Linked DNA regions of Homo sapiens: all the other regions are linked to region 3. The links are chromatin loops, found by intact Hi-C in ENCODE. Cell type or tissue: OCI-LY7. All regions are shown on one strand.

Region 1 (2,500 bases), 300 kb after region 3:
GCCAGGAAGCACTAGTAGGGAAGAGGGAAGTGAGACAGAGAATGGAAAGAATCTGATAAAGTGTGTGTTATCAAACCAGTTACCACCGTGGGCAAGAGGAGAAACTCTGTCCTGCAGAGGAACTCTAAAGGACAGTGTAGAACAACTTCAGAGCTGTCTCAACTGCAAAGTCAGAAAGCTGGGATATTTATCCATCAACTCCTGGAAGTCACTGGTTGAGGACTTCTTTGGGGAAACTAAGGCAGTAATTGGGTGTGTTCCAAAGCCAGGAAGAAGCCGTCAGGTGGTGAATGTTTGATGTTCCGGGTAAATTGTCTGTAGCATAGAAGTTGAGTGTTGAGGGAATATGGGACGATCAGTTACATGGGTGAGGAGTGTCACTCTACTGCAGCAAGTTGATCACTTGCCTTCTCCAAGCCTAAGCTATATCTTTTATATCCTAATTTTCAGCTCTTACTCATTGTCTAGCAGAGCGAATGTTTACCCATGATCAGTGAATAAATGAAGTGTATTTCCCAGGCTTATTCAAGCTCTTTATTTGAAAAATATGAGCATGCGGAACAATTTCAAGTTGACCTGGACATTTGAACTCTACCTGCAAGCACAGATCTGGAACATCACTGCCTTTGACTGGGGCATTGGAGTAAAGTCGTTATCCCTGCCTATTGCCCAGAAAATAATCTGTGTCCTTCCACATAGCATGTACTTTTTCAGCAAACTCAAAGCAAGCTAACTTTGTGGCCAGACTCACTACAATTGATCAGTTTTATTAAAGCCACGCGTAAGAGGCAGCCTTTTAATCCTCAAAGTAATTCCCAGTGTGAGCCTTTCAAGGCTAATCACCCTAGTGATTGAACAGGGTGAGAAGAATGAACCACTTTCTGACCTTTTAGTGAAGTCAAGTGCAGGATAATGCATGGATCATTTTCTTGATGATTTTATCTTGACACAACTGAATTTTTCTTAGGAAAGATTACAGCCAGACTTTTGGTGTTAAAAGTCTAAAGAAATACTTTTAGATTCACGAGTGGAAGTTCCTACATGTTTTTCTAGAAGATGTTAGGAGTCACAAGCTCAAAGACATTAAAGAAGAAAGGTCATTTTAATTATTCTACAAATATAGCTGTACTTTTTATTTCCACTTATTACTTTTTTCTCTAGAAATGGCTTTTTATGCTAATACTCCTATTTCGCTAGCATTGTGAGCGAGTGCTCCACCTGTCGGCCACTGCTGACATTACACCATAATTAAGCCGTATTTTGTTTTCTTTCAATGCGGCCTCCTGCTGGAACATGCTTTAGAGCAGTAGTTATTAAACCCAGAATCACCTGGACAACTAACAAAGAACACGACCAGGTTTCCTGAAGTACGACGGGGCCTGAGCTTTTGTATTTTTACTAAGTTCTGACCTTCACTGAAGTTGGAGGATCACTGCTGTTGATCATGCACACCAGATTTTCTCACTTTGAGCAATTGTTTCATGCAGAACACTAATGACAAATAATTTTAAATGTATATCACTCAAAAAGTTAATAAAAACAATAAAAGAAAATGGAAAGCATGTATTACAAAAACAAATTAATACTATTTTAGTATTAATCTAATTAGGAAACATTTCATTGTGTTTCAATGCTGAAGAAGCACTAAATAAATGCTCATGGAACTTGCAGGTTAGTCTCACAATAGGTGTTTACCAAATACTGATCTAGAATGTCACAACCTTCCTTTATTTAGTCTTCACTGCCAAGTTTTACCTTTAAATCAAGTTCCTCTACACTCTATAGTCCAAATTTCCCTTCCAGCCCAAGCTCCATTTTCTGATCATTTAAGTTATCTTTATTTAAAAGGCATTTATGTATTTCTATAATTCTGTACATAATTTACTATTGCTTGATCTAAATAATTAAATTTAAGCCAGTCAAGTCATATTATAAAGGAGACTGCAACTCAAAAGATGATTTGCATCTAAAGCAAAATTTTATTTTTATTTTTTTTTATAATCTTAACTTTTAGATTCAGGAGGTACATGCACAGGTTTGTTATCTGGGTATACTGCATGATGCTGAGGTTTGGGGTGCGATTGATCCCATAACCCAGGTACTGAGCATAGTACCCAGTTAGATTTTATTTATTTATTTTAATTTTTTTAAAGTTTTATATTTTTTTTCCATAACTTATTTGGGTACAGGTGGTATTTGGTTACATGAGTAAGTCATTTAGTGGTGATTTGTGAGATTTTTGTGCTCCCATCACCCAAGCAGTATACATTGCACCATATTTGTACTCTTTTATCCCTTTCCCCCATCCACTTCTCCCCCCAAGTCTCCAAAGTCCATTGTATCATCCTTATGCCTTTATAGCAAAATTGTAAACATTAAGTTTGAACCTCAAAATTAATTTTCTCAGCTCAAATATGAACAATTTCAGGTCAGCGTACATTTAAAAATTCTGCAAAAATAGTAAAGCTTACCACTTCAAACCAACTACTGTGGTTAAAAT
Region 2 (2,500 bases), 470 kb after region 3:
GGAAAGAGAGAAGTCAGAGGGGCTGGCCTCAGTAATCCAGACAGCAAATCTTACAGGGAAGACCCTCCTTATATCCTGGGGAAATTGGTATATGAGAAGTTAACTGGGTTTTTACCCTCTGAAAAGGAAATTTCTATAAGAAAGGGAAGCATCACTGCATTGCTTGATAACATCTGTTTTATCTTGCTTGTTTTATCTGACTTTCTCCCATGGCCAAGGAAACATGATGAAAGAACCAATTTCTTTCCTCTTTTAGAAGCTCTGATCATGGAGGAGACCATATCTGCAAGTCATCTAGGACTCAGCTCTTTTAGAGCTATCCATGGACTGGGAGACCCTTCTCCCACTTCAAGGAGCCCCTCTTTTGTACCCCCCAAACTTCCTGGCTTACAAAATTTGCTGCCAGATGTGGTGGTGTGGGAGTGAGGGTGGGTGGCATAGGTCATGTTGGTAAAAGGCCTCCCATAGGCGGGAAAACTGCAGAGCCAGGGGGCCTAGGGGAAGGCATCTCTTGCCTAGCAGATGCTGACAGAGGAAATGGCACATTCTGCCCATGCATCTGTCCTCATGATTCACATGCCAGCAATTCCTCAGGCTAGAACATACCTTGTAGGTCATTTTCTAGCACATGCCGTAACTAGATAGCCCCTAGGTCTCTCTAGGAAAGGTGACTTTCTAAACTTTTTTTGTATTCTGTCTGTAAAGTACTGCATACTTTAAGGACTTTTTAAACAATAATAGAGAAATCAGCTTCATCCCTGCTTCAAGACACATCACAAAGCTCCAATCACAAAAACTCTAGAGTTTCTGTAGAGGGATTAAAGTGTGGCAGTCTAGTGACCTAAAGGGATTTGACTTGAAGCTGTATTTGCTTAGCACACACGCTGTTTTTATCTTGATTTTAAGTTTATTGGTGCAGCACATGGAAATAATGGGCATCAAAGCCCACACCTCCCAAGCTGGTCCTTGATGCCATCACTGAGCCCTAAGTGAGAGGCCTGCTTATAATAGTCCTGCATTCTCAGCTTCCCTTAACCCCAAGAATAGAACGGTGTCTTGCATGCAGAAATAGGTTATTGGTGAATAAATTGCTTAATGAATTATCTAGTTTCCCTAACAGAGCTGGTTACTTCTTTCTCATGTGAAGGTGAGCACCTGGTGAGGTTTTCAGGAATCAGGTTCACCTTGAACACCATACTCAGGCCTTGGCGGCTCTCTGGGCCTGCCTGGCTCCTACAAACACCATGCAGTGTTTCTGGATCTCCTAGGCCCTCTAGTGGCTATTCTTAGGCTGAAATCCCTCAGAACTCAGCCTCTCAGCTCCTGCTAAAATTTCAACCAGTCCCTGAATTTAGAAATATGTATATATACTTATTTTGCTTCTCGTAAACTGCAAAGAAATAAATTTAATTATGTCTAGTTTCTGATCAAGATTTATCTGGTCTCATAGCCTTCCCCTGGTTTGTGTTTTAATGAGCTTTTTATTTTTCAGTTGAAAGATTATACCAGATGTCAAGACTTAACAGGAATCAAGACAGCATGGATTGATATAAGGGTAGACATAATTATCAATGGACAGAGTACAGACTCCAGACACAGACCTACACCTATATAAGCAACTGATTTTCAAAAGTATCCTGCTTGCCTGCTTGTACCCCCAAATGGGCTCTCCCTCACCCCAAATGCATCTTTAGGTTTGTTTCAGAGAATTTCTGATGGTCTTTCTCGCACAGAAACACACAAGGGGTCTAAATGGGTTCTTTATGCAGAAGAGCGAAGATTTCCAGGTCCAGTGGGCCAAAGTGCCTTCCCCTGCAAAGCCTTTGAGTGATTCCAGGCACCAGGGGCATCAAAGCCTTGGTGGGACCAGAAACTATTGCTGTTTTTTATGACTTTGGTAAGCACGTGAACTCAGGGCATGGTTTGAAACTGGCTGTGTTGGTCATTTTTATGAACTGATTTGTACAAACCCATGGGAAGCTTTCCTAAATAGAAACAGTCTGCATTATGGTGGTATCACCTTCATCTGACCCCTGGGAGCTCTAAAGAAAAGCCCATGATACTCACCTGGCCTTCAGCCTGACCAGGGGATTAGGCCACTGGCCAGGATGAGACTGAAGGAGGAAAGGAACCTATACAACTACTCTTCCCTTGGTTGAAAGGAAAGTCCAGAGAGAATAGCTATTTGCAAATATCTGGGCTTCTACTGGGTGCTTACTGTTGAGTATCTTATATTGGGACACAGGTATGTTCATCTCCATTTTACAGATGAGGAAATCGAGGCTCAGAGTTAAATATATTTCCCAAGGTCAACTAAGTAAGTGGCAGGATTAGGATCCAAACCCAATTCTAACACTCTCTAAAACCCACTCTTTAGCTAGCCCCTGCCTCTTAGCTTTGGGGTTCAGGTTCTTGACTCAGTCTATGCAAATGTTGCCTTCTGGAATTTGGCAGTGCACAACCTGCACATCTGTACAGTGTAGCTGAAACCAACTTCTGG
Region 3 (2,500 bases):
AGGGGAGGGAAGGTAGACACCACCTCTGATGGGAAGCATGTCAAAGACACTGTGGCTAATTTTTAAAATAAAGCAATGTTGAAACTACACTCCATTGTACTTCTACCTGGAAGCAGGGGATGGGTAGAAATGAAATTAATATTTATCACTATGAACCATGCATGATGTCAAATACAGTACACATGTTAGCCCACAACAACTTCCTGAATTAAAAAGGGCAGTTCCTATATTACAGATGAGGAACTGAAAGCACAGAGAGTTTCAGGTGCTCCTCAAATTACGCCAGTAGCGAGTAGCAGATTCTAATGTCAACGCCAGATGTGCCCAATGTTCATCCTTCCAGACTATTTTATGCTGCTGGAAACACGGCAAAGACAAGTAGCATGTTGGGAAGGGAATCAGCGTTCTCTTCGGCTAAAGCCTTTGTGTTCTCTATGGTAGGGTTTCTCAAACTTTAACACATATATACATCCCCCGGGCATCTTGCGAAAATAGATTCTCATCCTTCAGGGCTGGGCTGGGGACTGAGATTCCACATCTAACAAGCTCCCAGGGGATGCTGCTGCTGCTAGCCTGTGGCTTGCACTGTGGGATGTGGGGCTCTATGGCACAGCAGGGTGATAATACACTGGGGTGCAGTGCCCAGACAAGGCCCAGAGAGCCAAGCAAAGCATGCGTCCTTCCTTAGGGGCCTGATAACCTTCCCTATTCTGGGGGCAGTGAGAGTCTAAGGATAGAAGTCCAGGGGTGGGTAGTGGGTGGAATGTGGTTGAATTCCTTGGCAGTCTGTCCCACAATGCCAGTAGGCATAGGAAGAAGTTAGAAATTGCCATTTTCTTCTGGGAAAATCTTTTTGTTTATTCTTTCACTTTGGTTTTTCTGGAGTTGTACAAAAATACGGATAATTGCAAAAAGCTGGACTATTGCAATTGTGTGTGATTCAGACAGAATAAGCCTGAGAGGCATAACTGAGTCCAGAAAAATGCCAAGTCATAAATCAAAAGTGAGATCAAACTAATTATTCCAAGTGAGTCGATGGCACAACACTTGTTTATCTCAATACATAATCGGCTTCACTAATTAAAATGCAAATTCGATTGCATTTATAACTGGTAACCCTGCCAAGTTAAAGCTTCAATACATCTGATGTGTGAGCTGTACGAACTTTTCAGGGACACTAGGTGGCGCCCGTGTACTTTTCTTGAGAAAGCCAGGCTGCTTTAACCATTTAAAATTTCAATCAGTGGAAAGAAACGAGTTAGCCCAGTGGTTCTCAAAGACATTGAGTCAAAACTCTGGGGATTGGGCCCCAGATCTGTACGGTAAGTAATTCTTCCCAGACGATTTTATTTTTATACCAGTTGGTTAATGTAATGACATTGGAAACAGCTAGCACAGTTAAGCGCTTAATTGCTTAATTGTAATATGATAAAACTGAGGCTGAGAGACTTACTCAATTTGCAGGGATGAGACCCAAGAATCCCAATCCTTTTTTTTTTTTTTTTTTTTTTTTGAAATGGAGTCTCGCTCTGTCACCCAGGCTGGAGTGCAGTGGTGCGATCTCGGCTCACTGCAAGCTCCACCTCTTAGGTTCGCGCCATTCTTCCGCCTCAGCCTCCCGAGTAGCTGGGACTACAGGCGCCCACCACCACGGCCGGCTGATTTTTTGTATTTTTAGTAGAGACGGGGTTTCACCGTGTTAGCCAGGATGGTCTCGATCTCCTGACCTCGTGATCCACCCGCCTCGGCCTCCCAAAGTGCTAGGATTACAGGCGTGAGCCACGACGCCCGGCAAGAATCCCAATTCTTATCTGAACAGCTCTTCTACCAAAGCACGAAAAATAAAAAAAGTGGAAGTTTACATGAGGTTTGTTGTCAAAGCATCAAAGATACCTTTAAGCCTCTAAATTGTGTCCTGAAATTGAAGATACATCTCAGAAGAAAAGGTCGAACCTATCAAAAGAAACGCTACAACGAATTAACATTCAGTGGAGGTAATATTAGTATAAGGAAAAATAAACATTATGTAAGCATGTGACAAATAGGCTTGTAATGTGGCTCTCACACAACTAGATGACAGCATACTCCAAGGAACATACAGCGCTGGGCGACACTATCAAGGGAGAAGGAACAGCTCTAGGAAGTGCCAGAACATACAGTAAATACTACATAACTCCAAAGAGTCAGGTACCCCCCCAAGTTTTAACCCCTCTAAATTATAATCAAATTGATAAAACATAGCTCCACTCCATGTGGCTACAGAGTTTTCTGTTAAGATCCCCTGCCCAGTGTTATTGCTGAGACATATGTTGATACACAGGACAGACTATTACGGCCTGGAACTTTTTTTTTTTTTTTTTTTTTGAGACAGAGTCTCGCTCTGTCACCCAGGCTGGAGTGTAATGGCACAATCTTGGCTCACTGCAACCTCTGCTTCCCGAGTTCAAGTAATTTTCCTGCCACAGCCTCCCGAGTAGCTGAGATTGCAGGCATGTGCCAC

The links. A loop is a pair of places that touch in the nucleus more often than their neighbours do. Peaks named below come from ENCODE experiments on the same cell type or tissue, not always from the same donor. Only the 100,000 strongest peaks of a DNase experiment are listed, where the experiment ranks them.
Region 1: a loop joins it to region 3, with 7 times the contacts of the local background. A loop is called at or near these places in 81 of 110 quality-filtered maps.
Region 2: it touches region 3 in a loop (9-fold over the local background); 42 of 110 quality-filtered maps call a loop at or near these places.

Annotation. Positions count from the first base shown.
Region 1 is chr20:9,911,820-9,914,319 of GRCh38, forward strand. No RefSeq gene overlaps it. Among named protein-coding and RNA genes, the nearest start is that of PARAL1, 73 kb to the right of the region's middle. In OCI-LY7, CTCF peaks have their summits at 1,218 (motif pointing left) and 1,441; a DNase peak (open chromatin) is centred at 1,242.
Region 2 is chr20:10,089,489-10,091,988 of GRCh38, forward strand. The region is part of intron 3 of SNAP25-AS1 (SNAP25 antisense RNA 1); the gene reads right to left. Among named protein-coding and RNA genes, the nearest start is that of ANKEF1, 56 kb to the left of the region's middle. In OCI-LY7, CTCF peaks have their summits at 1,290 (motif pointing left) and 1,490; a DNase peak (open chromatin) is centred at 1,273.
Region 3 is chr20:9,616,061-9,618,560 of GRCh38, forward strand. All of the region lies in intron 3 of PAK5 (p21 (RAC1) activated kinase 5), which reads right to left. Among named protein-coding and RNA genes, the nearest start is that of LAMP5-AS1, 100 kb to the left of the region's middle. RefSeq lists an enhancer at 372-561. In OCI-LY7, CTCF peaks have their summits at 1,174 (motif pointing right) and 2,058; DNase peaks (open chromatin) are centred at 251 and 1,191; H3K4me3 peaks cover 1,044 bases; H3K27ac peaks cover 633 bases.